Regions from separate parts of the Homo sapiens genome. Here all the other regions are linked to region 3. A link is a loop called in an ENCODE intact Hi-C map of the cell type or tissue named here. Cell type or tissue: A673. All regions are shown on one strand.

Region 1 (5,000 bases), 710 kb after region 3:
AGAAAAAACTTTTAATGGTGAACATGGTTAATTATATATGTATTTTACCACAATAAATTAAAAAAAAATTTTTTTTTTGAGACAGGATCTCGTTCTGTCACCCAGGCTGGAGTGCAGTGGTAGTGCAATCTCAGTTCATTGCAACCTCTGCCCCTGGGCCTCAAGCAATCCTCCCATCTCAGCCTCCCGAGTAGCTGGGATTACAGATGTGCGCCACTATGCCCTGCTAAATTTTTTTGTATTTTTTGTAGAGACAGGGTTTTACCATGTTGCCCAGGCTGGTCTCAATCTCCTGAGCTCAAGCAATCTGATTCGCCTGCCTTGGCTTCCCAAAGTGCTGGGATCATAAGTGTGTACAATTAAATTATTATTGACTATAGTCACCCTGTTGTGCTATCAAATACTAGATCTTATTTATTCTGTAAATACTAGATGCTATTCTATTTTTTTGTACCCATTAACAATCCGCACCCACTCCCACTACCTTTCCCAGTCTCTGGCAAGCGTCCTACACTCTACACAATAAATTTTTAATTTAAAAAAAATTTATTTTTTATTTTTTGGTAGAGATAGGTTCTCTCTATGTTGCCCAGGCTGGTCTTGAATTCCTGGCTTCAAGCTATCCTCCTGCCTCAGCCTCCTAAAGTGCTGGGATTACATGCATGAGCCACTGAGCCCAGCCTCAATAAATGTTTTTGTTTGTTTGTTTGTTTGTTTTTTGAGATGGAGTCTCGCTCTGTTGCCCAGGCTGGAGTGCAGTGGTGCGATCTTGGCTCACTGCAACCTCCACCTCCCAGGTTCAAGTGATTCTCCTGCCTCAGCCTCTCAAGTAGCTGGGATTAAAGGCGCTGCCACCATGTCCGGCTAATCTTTGTATTTTTAGTAGAGATGGGATTTCACCATGTTGGCCAGGCTGGTCTCGAACTTCTGACCTCAAGTGATCCACCTGCCTTGGCCTCCCAAAGTGCTGGGATTACAGGCATGAGCCACCACGCCCAGCCGCCTCAAATTTTTAAAAAAACATGTGCCTTCCCCTGCACGTTGCTCCAGGGACGTGCACACACACCCTCTGCCTGGCACACCACAGCTGACAAGGGCTGACAATAGTCAATTTCATCAGAGTGCTTTTCTCACCTAGATCCTTCCTTTCTGCCTCCTCACCACACCCCTTTACCCACAAACAGTGGGAGGGGAGCCCTGGACACTCTCAGCTTCCTCCTGCCCCTGAGTTCCAGCGATCAAAGATAAAATTGAAAACATTAGCTATGCCCACTGCTCCCTGGTGGAAGGCAGCCACCTTCTGAGGAGGTCCCATGGGAGAGTGAGTCCCCTCCCCGTGCATAACCCGACCCCCAAATTGGGGGCTCTTCAGACCTCATCAGATCCTGCACAGGCCCCCCAGGATAGGTGCTTGGGGTGCAGCAGCTGGCCAAGGCGCTGTGCCTTGTTGTCTAGGTGGTGTGCCCACCCGGGCTCCCGGTCCCGCCTGGTCACAAGCATCCCCGCGTCAGCTGATGAACACCCCTGTCCAGCAGGTGCCAGACACCCGAAATCAAGAGGAGTGTCCTGTGCTCCAGGAGCCTGAGAGGTGGCAAAGTCCCCGGGGGGAGGCGTGATGGTAGGGAAGGCTTCTGACATACCTCTGCAGGGGCCAGGGCCCTGAGTCCCGGGTCCCCATGGTGTGTTTCTGTGTGAAGTCAGTGGCACTGCCAGCGCCGTGGTCATATTACCTAGGCCACAGCTGCCAGGCCTGCAAGCTCTTTCCTACTTCCCTTAGGTGCCCAGACCCAAAGTCAAGAGGACCTTGACCCGTGGGGGTCGTGGGGAATGAAAACCGTCCTGCGAACTTGAACTTCACTAGGGAGGCGGCGCTCTCTCTGCCCCGGTTCTATCACGCGCATCCGTTAGGAACTAAGCGGCACCTGCGCGAGGCTAGGCTTGTTGACATATTTCTTGCTGGCGGCGTCCTCTCGCGTGGAGCACGACTGCGCAAAGCGCCGACAGTCCCCCGAGCGAGGACGGCAGCGAGACTCCGAAGCCCCCTTAGCAACCAAGCCGGTGCCGCTGCCCTTGCGCCGGGACTGCAGCCGGGTCTTCCGAAGTGAGGATATGCTGCCCTCTAGAGGCCGCGGGGTGACATGGCCCATGAGGCTGTCTGGGCAGGGTGGGTTCGGGTGGGAGGAACCAAGGTGGACAAGCCTCGAAGTAAGAGATCTGTTCAAGGTCACAGGGAGTCGGGACTCATGCGGAGGCACAGATCCAAGCTCTCTGTACTGGGCCCTTTGGTATTCTGTTGGCTCCTATTTTTTTGTTTGTTTGTTTTTTGTTTTTTGTTTTAGATGGAATCTCTGTAGCCCAGGCTGGAGGGCAGTGGCGCGATCTCGGCTCACCACAACCTCCACTGCTGGGATCAAGCGATTCTCCTGCCTCAGCCTCCCGAGTAGCGGGGATTACAGGCGTGCGCCACCATGCTGGCTAAATTTTGTATTTCTTAGCTTTTTTTAAGCTTTTTTTTTTTTTTTTTTTGAGATGGGGTTTCGCTCTTGTTGCCTAGGCTAAAGTGCAGTGGCGTGATCTTGGCTCACTGCGACCTCCACCTCCAGGGTTCAAGAGATTCTCCTGCCTCAGCCTCCCGAGTAGCTGGGATTACAGGCGCGTGCCACCATGCCTGGCTAATTTTTTGTAGTTTTACTAGAGATGGGGTTTCACCATGTTTGGTAGAGATGGGGTTTCACCATGGTCTCAAACTCCTGACCTCAGGTGATCTGCCCACCTCGGCTTTCCAAAGTGTTGGGATTACAGGCATGAGCCACCGTGCCCTGCTGCCCCTGTTATTTATTTATTTATTTATTTATTTATTTTTAGATGGGATTTCACTCCTGTTGCCCAGGCTGGAGTACAATGGTGCGATCTCAGCTCACCGCAACCTCTGCCTCCTGGGTTCAAGCGACTCTCCTGCCTCAGCCTCCCGAGTAGCTGGGATTACAGGCACGTGCCACCACATCCGGCTAATTTTGTATTTTTAGTAGAGACGGGGTTTCATCATGTTGGTCAGGCTGGTCTCAAACTCCCAACCTCAGGTGATCCACCCGCTTCAGCCTCCCAAAGTGCTGGGATTACAGGCGTGACGACCGTGCCTGGCCCTGCCCCCTTTTTTTAAAAAGAAAACAATCCGGCTGAGCGCTGTGGCTCATGCCTGTAATCCCAGCACTTTGGGAGGCCGAGGCGGGCAGATCACCCGAGGTCGGGAGTTCGAGACCAGCCTGATTAACATGGAGAAAGCCCGTCTCTACTAAAAAATACAAAAATTAGCCGGGCGTGGTGGTGCATGCCTGTAATCCCAGCTACTCGGAGGCTGAGGCAGGAGAATCGCTTGAACCCGGGAGGCAGAGGTTGCGGCGAGCCGAGATCGTGCCATTGCGCTCCAGCCTGGGCAACAAGAGCGAACCTCTGTCTCAAAAAAAAAAAAAAAAAAAAAAAAAATCTCATTTCTGTAATCCCAGCACTTTGGGAGGCTGAGGTGGGCGGATCACTTGAAGCCAGGAGTTTGAGACCAGCCTAGCCAACATGGTAAAACCGGTCTCTATTAAAAATACAAACTTAGCCAGGTGCGGTGGCGAGTGCCTGTAATCCCAGGTACTTGGGAGCCTGAGGCAGAAGAATCCCTTGAGCCCAGGAGGCGGGGGCTGCAATGAGCCAAGATCATGCCACTGCCCTCCAGCCTGGGCAACAGAGTGAGACTCTCTCAAAAAACAAACAAAAAACCCTCTCACACACTCATACATACACAGAACTCATGAAGCTTAACCCTCAGAGCCCCTCATTTGCAGAAGACTCTTCGGGGCCTTTAAAATGGGATACGTTTCACATAGAGTTTTCACATATGTTTTCACATATAGTTTTCACATATGTTTTCACATATAGTTTTCACATATAGTTTTCACATATGTTTTCACATATAGTTATTATTGGCCATCCTGGGGTAGGAATGACTTCCAGGAATGATTTGACCTGCCCACCTGGCCTCATGATACTATGCACTATAGCAGCTGGGACTGGGCTGGTGGAGGAGCAGCAAGGTTTGGAATGTACAGAGCCAGACGTTAATCCATGGAAAATTCTTCCAACCATCAAACATGAAAACTTGTAAGCAGATCAAAATGAAAGTTTTTCCTCTTAAGAATATAATCAGGCTATGCGTGGTGGCTTACGCGTGTAATCCCAGCACTTTGGGAGGATGAGGCAGGAGGATCTCTTGAGCTTAGGAGTTTGAGACCAGCCTGGGCAATGTAGGAAGACCCTATCCCTAAAAAAAAAAATTAAAAAATCAGCCAGGTGTGGCGGCGCATACCTGTAGTCCTGGCTACTGGGGAGGCTGAGGTGGGAGGATCACTTGAGCCCAGGAAGTCAAGTCTGCAGTGAGCCATGATTGCACCACTGCACTCCAACCTGGGTGACAGAGTGAGTGAGACCCAGTCTCAAAGAAGAAGAAGAAGAAAAAAAGAAAAAAAAAAATATATATATATTCAATAATGCAGTAATATAATTGCAAACTCACTATATGATGAAAATATTTTTCAAATATTTCTATATATAACCTATAGAAACTATTCTGACATCTGAGAAGTAAATTGTACCAAAATATTTTTTCAGATCATACCAAAAGAGGAAGAGATAAATTTTGAATAGAGGTAATATATGGGCTCTTAGATTATTAAATAATCTACTTAATAAAATAAGTGAAATACATGAACACAGCAGGAAAACATTTACATTTTGTGCAGATTTGACTAAAATACTGTCATTGATAAAGATAACATAAATCTCATAATAGACTAGACCTCTACAGCAAGAATTGGAGGTCAAATTGGTCCATGAGTATTGCCAATTTAGAGTATTTAAGGTTAGTTCCTGAACATGAAACCTTGATATACCCTGAAAACTTACCGCTTTTATATGAAAGAAACTTGATAGAGGTTTTCCCAAATTTGACAACAATC
Region 2 (5,000 bases), 1.8 Mb before region 3:
TACTAAAAACCATTGAACCACATCCACTTACAATGGGTGAATTTTATGGTATGTAAATTATATTTCAATAAAGCTGTTAAAAAATGATACACACAGGGCATTGGAAGAGGTCTGCGCAAGTGAGGGGCCCTGGAGCTTCAGCTTCATTAACTTTTCAGGAAATTTGTCTCTGTGGAGGAGACACAGCTATTGCAGAGATGCTGCCTGAGGCAGTGAGAGGGTGGGGAGATCACCTGGCTTCTTCCCTCTTTTCTCCCTCCAGTCTTCTGCCTGTGTTTTCTACTGGCTCAACCTTCCCGGAAGCCAGGGAAATGGAGTGCCTTGTGATACAGAGTGGAGGATACAAAAGGGTGGGTATAGGTCTGAGAGTAGAGGTGAATGACAGGCTCATGGACCAAACTCTGCAGTGATAGCTCCACACCCACATGCTAAGACAGCTTGGAATGACTCTACCTTTTGGTGTGAGAGATGTCTTGAGAAGAACTCCAGATGAGGCCTGTGTTGAATGAAGACCTAATCTGTTGATTGTTTGTTATCAAACATTATAGGATGCTGGATTTGTCAGTTAGCTTGTCACTCATTGGTCACCTGAAGGCTCAAAATCATTTAGTCATACGTATGTATGAATGAAGGGATGGAGAGCAGGCTTTGAGTGGGTAAGAGGTGAGGGATGATGAAATAACTCATGAAAGAAGAATATATTGAAGATGTTAAATATTCAATATTGAATGTATTGTCTTGGCTGCTTTTCTCACTTATCTCTTAGAAACAATGGGTACTAAAGGCAAGGCAATGGGCACAGCTGGCTCAGGGTACAGGCAAGAGGAGGACACATTTTTCTGTGAAGAAACTACAAACAACACTAAAACCAACCACAAATTGGTCTCTATTTTCTTGTTAGCATGTCTAAGCAATTCTAAACAACGTCAATGATAAAATACTCCTCCTTCACCTCCAAAATATCTTTTTGGATCAAGTTCTACAATTGCAGAGGTTAGCGCTGAGTTTTAAAGAACATATGTAAGTTTCAAATTGGCATATTTTCATGACTTACCCTTTTAATAAAGTGTTTTCTGCATGGACAATAATGCGAGAACCCCCACTCACACAGCAGGCTGCTGACCTACGTGGACTCAGCTACAATCCATTTGATTCTAGAGTAAGTTCATGTTGGTTCAGAATCACTTGAACTCACTTCAGATGCAATTTGCCTCTCCATTTGCTGTGGTACTTACATATTCCTACATTTAAACGGTAGCTTTGAAATCACAATGAGAGGACCGTGGCTGAAAAAAAAAAAGAACTTGAGATGCTTCAATCTGTCATTCGGTGTGCACATCACTCGCGGAATCTTGTGGTGTTCAATGAATTGGACATGTTTCTTCATGTGGGTTCCCCCTCCTTTAAATACATTACTATAAATAAAAATATTAATTCAGTTTATTTTTCCTTTTTGGTACTGTAATATTTATTTTTGTTTTGCTTTTTTCCTGGTGTGAAAATTTAATAAAAAATATTTTCACTATCTGTGTTTCTCTGGGACTGTTACAATTATTACTTTCATTTCGTGAATGTTACTGAAAATGATTTTGTTATATGAGGAAGGGAGTGTAAAAATAATCTACTCTGGATGTCAAATATGCTAGGTATGCTACTGCTTATAATAAAAATAAATCTGTCTCCACAAATAAGGAAACTGAGGCTCAAAGATGTTAAGAAAATTGCTTAAAATTACACAAGTAGTAAGTTATAGACCAGCCATTCTAACAAAGATTGTACAGTCAATATACAGCACGTAGGCTTAATACATAGGAACTCATTTAATACTAACAGCCATACGAATGGAGAACATCCCCATTTTGCAAGTGAGGGAATTAAAGTACAGAGAGGCTAAATGAACTTGCCCAAGTTCCCACAGCTAGTACTATGGCAGAACGAGGATTTGAACACTGGTAGAATGCTCCGGATACTACCTGTGTAATCTTCACACTGGGCTTCCTCATCAACCAGGGTCCACTTTGAAGGCCGTGCTCAGCTCTCCTGTCAGCTGCAGCTGAGCAACTTAGACCTACTTGCAGCTGCTCTGTCCTCTTCCACCATCCTCTCCCATGTTTAAGGATATCACCCAGCAGATGCATGTGGGGGATTTCTAAGAGCAAAAATTGCAATATGCTCTGAATTCAGTTCAGCTTGGTTGTTTTCCAAAGACTTTGAGAAGGGAAGAATGGAAAAGAAGACTGACTTTTTCGAAATAGGATCCATGGCATTCTAAGATATATTTAACTCCTGTAGGCATCTTTGTGCGCTTTAATAAAGTCTGAAGAAAACTGCTTATTGGTGCCACCACAGGTAATACTGACCCACAACACTAGATGGCAAAGTGGTGCTACGTTACTGTGTCGTGATCTGAAAAAGCCTGGTGTAAGTCTTCCAAAAAAATCCAAATCTACTGGGCTTTTTTTTTCTTTTTCATTTCTAAATTTATTTTAGGAAAACAAAGTTCTATGTGAAGTTAACAACTTACTTTAAAAAAATCATTGTTTAGAAATGCCCTATTTTGAATTGTCCAAGTCTTTCAGGCTCTCTCAAGTAGGTAAATATATGTCTTCTTGCCTAATGACCATCTGGTCAAAAGCTACTATCTAATTGATCAGATAAAAAAGGGAGGATAACAGAAGATAATAGAGATAGTATGAAATGTACTTTCAAAAGCTGCATGTTAACATAAATGTGACAAATGTATATGGTGCAGATGTCATCTGGCATGGCCTCTTCTGTTTAAATAAACTTAGAAGCAAATAACAAATTGGACACACCGCTGTTCATTTCATTCATTCAAAAATAAGCGGCTTTTATGTACAAGGCAATCGTAAGCAGCACATAACACAAAGAGTTCTACTCTGACATTTAAGAAATCTGTGTTCTAGATGGGGACAAAAGACAAATGCAGCAATACTGTTAACATTCAGCGCCTGAATCATTCTTTCTCCAGAGCCTCGTGGTGAGAGCTGCTGATTTCCCCCTCCTTTCTTCCTCGCAAGCCTTGGGACCACCCAAGATCCTGACCAGGGCAGACAGTATATCAACATATTAAGACTGGGCTCCACGCAGCAAGAGCTCAGGGCTGGGTTTCTATTGCTTTCTGAATTGTCTTGGCAACTCAAATCTAGCATATTGCCTGCATTATCAGAGGTGCCGAATAACTGTTAGCAAGAGACAGGAATCAGTGTGCGTAGCCACCAAAGAAGATAATTTGTCTAGGATGTTTTCTCGAACTTTGCCACTGGCAATGAAGAGAGGGTGGATATTACTGGCATAGAGTATCAACAGCAAAGGCACAGAGGCAGAGAACTCTGTTCTGGCTGGGGAAGCCTGCCATGGTTAGAGCAGTGATCCTTAAAGGGTGAGAGTGTTGCTCTCCCCAGCAGTATCAGCATCTCCAGAAACTTGTTAGAAATGCAAATTTTAGGCTTTGCCTCAGACCTAGGAAATGAAAAAGTACTGGGGGAGGGGACCTGGCCATCTCTGTGTTAACAAGCCCTCTATGTGATTCTGATACAAGCCCAAGGTCAGAACCACTGGGTTAGGGTATAGGCCCTGCCAGGGAGGGTTGATAAACAAGGTGAAGTACACAGGTGTTAGACCTTGAAGGGTCTTGTGCTAAGGAGATTTTTTTTTTTCTGTTTGTTTTATCTTGTAGGCAATATGGAAGCCATTGAGAGTCTCTAAGCAGGAAGGTGACCAGAACAGGTCTTCACTTCAAAACAGTTGTTCTGGTGATGGCATCGAGGAGGATGTGGAAGGAGGGAAGATATCCTCCTTCTGGGCAATTCTAGCTTCTCTTCTCTCTTCACCTCAAAGCTCAGCCCTTGGATCTCTTCTCTTCTCTTTCTATAGCCTTATCTTCTGGTGACCTCACCTACTCTTCTGGTGTCAGCCACCCGCCTCCGCAGTTGATTTCCAAATCTCTTCTACCTCTATAATCTTTCTTTCGCCAAGTGGACTGACTGGCTCAACTTCCTGGATGTCCAGCTGTCATTTTACCCAAAACACAGCCAAGTATTAACTCATCATCCACTAACTAGAGTTTCTCCTCCTGGTTTCTTGACTTCTGTTAATGCCTTGACTGTCTACATTGCCATTTAGGCTATAACTGCCTGTGGGATCACCCCCAAAGCTTCTTCAAGCACCAGGCTCAATTAACCACTTCCTATTCACCATCCCAGGAGTCCTAGGCACATTCTTTTATCCCAACATATTAACATGTTGTCAGTGTTTGAGGGTAAACATCTTAAGGGAGAAAATGAGCTTCATTTATATTTGCATCACATTGGCATCCATCAGAGATAGGGTAGACAATGGATGTTTAAAGGAGTAAATTCTTCCCCTTAAAGCTGAGGGAGAAAAACACATCGGAGAAGAGTAGAGAGATGCCTGCAATGCCAATGGACACAGGGGTTGCAAACCCCATCGATGCCATAGATGGTCCCTGGCAAACCCTTAAGGCCAGGTGGAGATTGGTTATGAAGAAATAGAATTAGGTTACAAGGAATTATCAGAGATAATAGGTATTAAGGCAGAGAGAACAGGTGTATATTAAGCTTTCTAGAAGCCTGGGGAAGATAGGAAGGGAGATGGACTAGTATTTCATAGAGGGAAAGTAAAGGAAATTTTGGGGGGTGATATTTTGGGAGTATTATTTGTTCTTAAAGATAGAGGAAATGTGAATATGCAATTCAAGAAAAAGAAAAAAATCAGCAGAGTGAGAATGACTTAGGATGACAGGGAAGTGTCCAGGGAGAGCTCAAGCATCACAAAGAGGAAGAAGTAGATGAGATCATGGACACAGAAGAAGGGCTGGCCTAGGAGTAGGAGATTTGGCTAACAGACATTAGTAGGTGTGCTGCATTTGCAGTTTGTGAGCATGTCTTCTCTGATATCAGTGAGGAGAAGGTGGATAAAGATCCAGAGATATTGAGGCTGTGAGGATGAAAAGTCAG
Region 3 (5,000 bases):
ATCTATCTGTCTATCTAGATGTCTATCTGTCTGTGACCACTGTTGCCTTTTACTCCTACTTCCTGGTGGCCATACTCACCCTCAGATCAGGTTGCATTGGAGTGACTGGGGGATTTTTTTAATACATATCCAGCTAAGGGGAAGTTGAGTTGAGGATATATTTAAGTTAGGTTTAGTGGAATATTTTGTGTGTACTGTTTTGTTGTTGTTGTTGTTGTTGTTTTGAGGCAGATTCTCGCTCTGGCACCCACAGTAGAGTGCAATGGCGCCATCTGGGCTCACTGCAACCTCCGCCTCCCATGTTCAAGCAATTCTCCTGCTTCAGCTTCCCGAGTAGCTGGGATTACAGGCTTGTGCCACCACACCGGGCTAATTTTTATATTGTTAGTAGCGACAGGGTTCCAACGTGTTGGCCAGGCTGGTGTCGAACTCCCGGCCTCAGGTGATCCGCCTGCCTCAGCCTCCCAAAGTGCTGGGATTACAAGTGTGAGCCACCGTGCCTGGCCTTTTATGTGTACTTTTAAGACATTACTAGCTATCCCAGTGTCAGCATGGCTTCTGGGAAACTCTCACCACCCACTGGATCGACTTTCCAGTTGGTTCAGGCCCAGAGGTTAGATCTCAGTGTAAATCCATCTTATGGTGTCCAGAACCAGAAGTATAGTGGAAGAGAAACAAGGTTTGAAAAGTATGGAGTCAGAAACTACTCTGTGGAAAATTCAGGCATGAAAACTTGTAAGCAGAGGATTCAGTTGCCATCCAAGCCTAGACAAAACGGAAATACTCCCCTGTCTGAAATATATTCGGTGATGCAATGTATACAATTATGAACGTACCATATATTTTTCTTTTCTGATGGAATGTATGTGAAATAGAATGGATCAGAATTCCTGGTTTATAGGGCACAAACCTACATCAGTACAAAAAACAGAAAGCAGGTCTGTGTGTGAAGTCACATGTTTTATCCAGCCCAGTGAATTGGACTGCATCTTGGAGTACCTGATGTCCCTTGTCCTGATGAAGTCTGGCAGTTCCAGATGAAACGGCAGGCCAAATTGCCACTGACACAGCAAAATGCCCTAAAGAAACATATTTATCAACGAGTCAATTTTTATCCCATAAGAGTAATTCGATTACATAATTACGTAGCCCTGCACAATGTAGAGGAAATTTAAGAAGGCATTTGAATTGCCCTTATATGCCCTAATTTCAGATGAACTATATAATATATATATTAAATGTATTAAATGTGTGTGTATATATACATATATACACACACACACACATTTTTGGAATCATTGATCCCACTGAAGATTGATCAACCAGTATGCAGCCAAAAATGGCAAGATTAAAAACTGCTATAGAGGTGTGTTAGGCAGTTAATTAATAAAAACATGTTGTCATATTGTCTGAATTTTGTGAGGTTTAGGGTACTTGTCAACTGTTCAAAATTCAGAATTTCTTGTGATTTCTTTTCATACTAAAGTGTGTACCTGGAATCCTATATACTGTTACTTAAAGTGGAATTTCAAAATTGTGTAAGTTCCTGGCCCCACTTTGCCTGGGTCCTCATCAAGTGTCACCCCTGACATGTGTGGTACACACCACACAGCACACACATTTCCACAGGCGGTCATGCTGGGAGGTGTATCTCTTGGTGGGGGGAAGAAAGGGCCAAGGGCCTTGATGGAGGTAAAAAAGGCTATGGTTCTATCATGTAATAGAGCTGGGACTTGGAATCCACAGAGGTGAAACGGTGGGGCAAATCCAATCACTCGGCTTCCACTTTGGGGACTGAGGCACAAGAATGGCAAATAGAAAAAGAGGAGGGGGTTAGCAGTATCCATGGTCTCTTTAAAAAAAAAAAAGAAAAGAAAAGAAAAAGACGAAGGGGAGATAAAGACCCTTCTAAGTAGGTTGCAGTTCTGTATTTGGCCACAAGATGGTGGTAAAAGAGTGTGCTCTACATTCAGTCAAAAACTCATTAAGAGCTAATCAAAGCAAAGCGGGTTTTTCCTGTTTCCTGCCAGTGCTTTCTCCCCTTTTCCAAGCCTCAGTGCGTTTACTATTGTTCCATTCTTTTTGGTTAAAGTCATCACAAATCTGCGTTTTTGTTTGTTAACTCAGCTGTAACCTGCAGTTCGTCTTCTAGACAACTTTCCCTGCTTCTTATAGTTAAGGATTATGTTCTTATTAACTATTATTAGAAGAATTTTCTGACCCAGAAGTTTCAGGACTTAAAGCTATAGTCTTAGTTCAATAATTGTCTGATTACGTGCTGCTCTGCTTGGAGCTTTCATTACTCGGCTTCTATTTCGCGTGTGTTTCTCCATACCCCCTCCCTCAGGGCTCTGTACAGAGTTTTATCTGAAAAACCAGCTTCGACCCCCGTCTGTCCAGGAGAGATATGGTTCCATCTGGTTTTGCTGGGGCCCTGCGAAGGCTGAATTACTCCTATGTTAACCATAACAAAAATGGGCAACTTGCCTAAGAAAAACAATGACAGAAATAGAAGAGTCAGCCTTGCTGGATCCAATCCTTCATTTTCCAAGCTGGTTTTGGACACCATTGCCCCCTTCTCTCCTACCTGCCTCCCAAGATTTTGACAGCCCTGTAGGCCAACACTATTTGCTCAGAACACACCCCCCAGAAAGCACGGGGCAGCCACAACAACTGATCACCTTCCTAACCCCTTTTGAGAGTTTTGCCATCACTGAGGGCCCTTGACCTGAACATGTACTTGGTATATGAGCGGGGGCCTCTTGCTGGGAAACCATGCCAAAAATGAGAGGCAAAGGACACAGCTCAAGAGCAACCACGCTGCTCTCCTGAGTGTACAGGTACAGGAGCTCCTGCCTCTCCAGCAGTTGAGATGACCATGTTTATTTTGATGAGTCGTGTTTGCCTTCTTAGATTGATGACACTGCTGGCTGAGGTTAGAGAGCCATCTGTGTAAGAGGACACAGCAAAGTTCACTGGCCCACACTCACAGCAGATCTTGGCTGCATCCTTAGTAAGCCTCCCATGATCCTTGACTGCTCCAGGATTGACACGTCCCGTGAGACAATGGGCACTTTTGCAAAGAGGAGCAGAATTAGAAATCTCAGTCTGTTTCCTCTGCAAAGTGCCTTTCTCGCTCCAGATCCTGATTATTCTGGTTTGGCCTTGTATAAATGTCCTGCTCTGAACAACAGCTTGGATCCTCTGGTTGGGCAGAATGGGAGAATCAGTGCTGGACAAGGAGTTAGGGGACCCAGATTCAGACGCCAGCTGTGTCCCTTTTTTTGGAATGAAGGACTTCTTCCCCTAGCTTCAAAGAATGCCACCAGCAGACACCCTTCCCCCATCCCCATCAGGCCCTTAGCTATGGCCAGGGCCGCATCTTTTCCCAGGATAGCCCACATCTGATGACTGATTGACAAGGGGGAATTAAGGCTCGGCCCTCTTATTCCATCTTGGGACAGCTCCAAGGGTCATTCAATCTTTCAACCTCCTTATAGAGTGGGCTAAGACTTCCCTAAAGACTGCATCATAGCTCGACTTCTCCTTCTGCCCACTCTTGCTTTCTTCTCTTCCCTTCCTCAGTCATGGATCCCACAGGCTCTCCCTAATAAACCTCCCGCACACTAAAGTCCACTTCAGAGTCCTACTTCCCGGAAAGCCCAGCATGCAACAGGGACCCTGAGAAAGTTCAGTACCTTTTCTGAACTGTCAGGAGGTTGTCCGAGAGCCACAGAACTGTGTTTTGTGCTACCTCTCTTTGTGGTCATTTTCTCTCAGCTGCTCACTATAGATTCCACCAGCTCTTGGCAACTAGACCCACCAAGGAACCCAAAAAGGCCCAAGAACCCAGTCACAAAGATGTATTCATGCTGGAAGTGGCTGCTCACCATGGCAGGCTAGCAGGCGGTGCTGGGACACGGTCTATAGCTCTCGACTCCAATCCAAAGAGCATGGCTGTATTTGGTTTTCAAGCCCATTTGCTGCTTAATTCTAAGGAATAATTTCCCCACTCAGTTCCTTCAACCTGGAGACAGGCCTGGAAGGTTGTCCACTGGACTGCTTTATCCCACCATTGACCTTTTCTACCTCTCTTCCTATAGAGCAGCCCTGCCCAATAGGCATAGAATTCAAGCCACATATGTAATCTCCAATACTAACAGCTATATACACAAAAGTAAAAAAGAAACAGGTGAAATTGACCAAAACAATATACTTTACTTAACCCAATGTGTCCAAAATAGGATCATTTCAATATGTGATCAGCATGAAAATAAGGTATTTTAAATTCTTTTTGTTCATACTGTCTTTAACATCTGGTGTATCTGACATAGTACATCTCAGATTGGACTAGCCCCATTGCCCATTCTATTGGACTAATCACAATACAGTTTAGGCAACCGTATTGGACAGAGCTGGCATAGATTATACATCAAGAGAGTTGCAGAACAAGGCATATGAGAATCTAGGATTTTGTAGCAGAGCGCTTCGGTTTCTAAGGCCGATGAGTTTGAAGCCTCAACTCGTAGGTTTTTGCTGGCCCTTGTATCTCATTTTTCCATAAATTAAGGATAGGCCAGGCTCAGTGACTCAGCCCTGTAATCCCAGCACTTTGGGAGGCCAAGGCAGGCAGATCACTTGAGCCCAGGAGTTCGAGACCAGCCTGGGCAACCTGGCAAAACCCCGTCTCTACAAAAAATTCAAAAATTAGCCAAGTGTGGTGGTGCATGCCTGTAGTCCCAGCTGCTAGGGAGGCTGAGGTGGGAGGATCGCTTGAGCCCAAGAGGTCAAGGCTGCAGAGTTGTGATTGTGCTACTGCACTCCAGCCTAGGCAACAGAGCAAGACCCTATCTCAAAAAAAAAAAAAAATGGATAATGTAAGGATAATATTCTACCTGCCTCATAATATAGGTGTGAGCCTCTAACAAGATAATGCCCCTAAAGCAACAATGACATCATAGATTATCCCAAAACAATGGCTTTCGAACTGACTTCCCCCA

The links. Peaks named below come from ENCODE experiments on the same cell type or tissue, not always from the same donor. Only the 100,000 strongest peaks of a DNase experiment are listed, where the experiment ranks them.
Region 1: a loop joins it to region 3, with 5 times the contacts of the local background. A loop is called at or near these places in 19 of 110 quality-filtered maps.
Region 2: it touches region 3 in a loop (5-fold over the local background); 3 of 110 quality-filtered maps call a loop at or near these places.

What each region holds. Positions count from the first base shown.
Region 1 is chrX:41,251,756-41,256,755 of GRCh38, forward strand. No RefSeq gene overlaps it. Among named protein-coding and RNA genes, the nearest start is that of LINC02601, 21 kb to the right of the region's middle. In A673, a CTCF peak has its summit at 2,122 (motif pointing left); a DNase peak (open chromatin) is centred at 2,106; H3K4me3 peaks cover 335 bases.
Region 2 is chrX:38,751,932-38,756,931 of GRCh38, forward strand. No RefSeq gene overlaps it. Among named protein-coding and RNA genes, the nearest start is that of MID1IP1, 47 kb to the right of the region's middle. In A673, a CTCF peak has its summit at 2,354; no DNase peak of the experiment used is centred here.
Region 3 is chrX:40,542,134-40,547,133 of GRCh38, forward strand. No RefSeq gene overlaps it. Among named protein-coding and RNA genes, the nearest start is that of ATP6AP2, 36 kb to the right of the region's middle. In A673, CTCF peaks have their summits at 251 and 1,914 (motif pointing right); a DNase peak (open chromatin) is centred at 1,978; H3K27ac peaks cover 650 bases.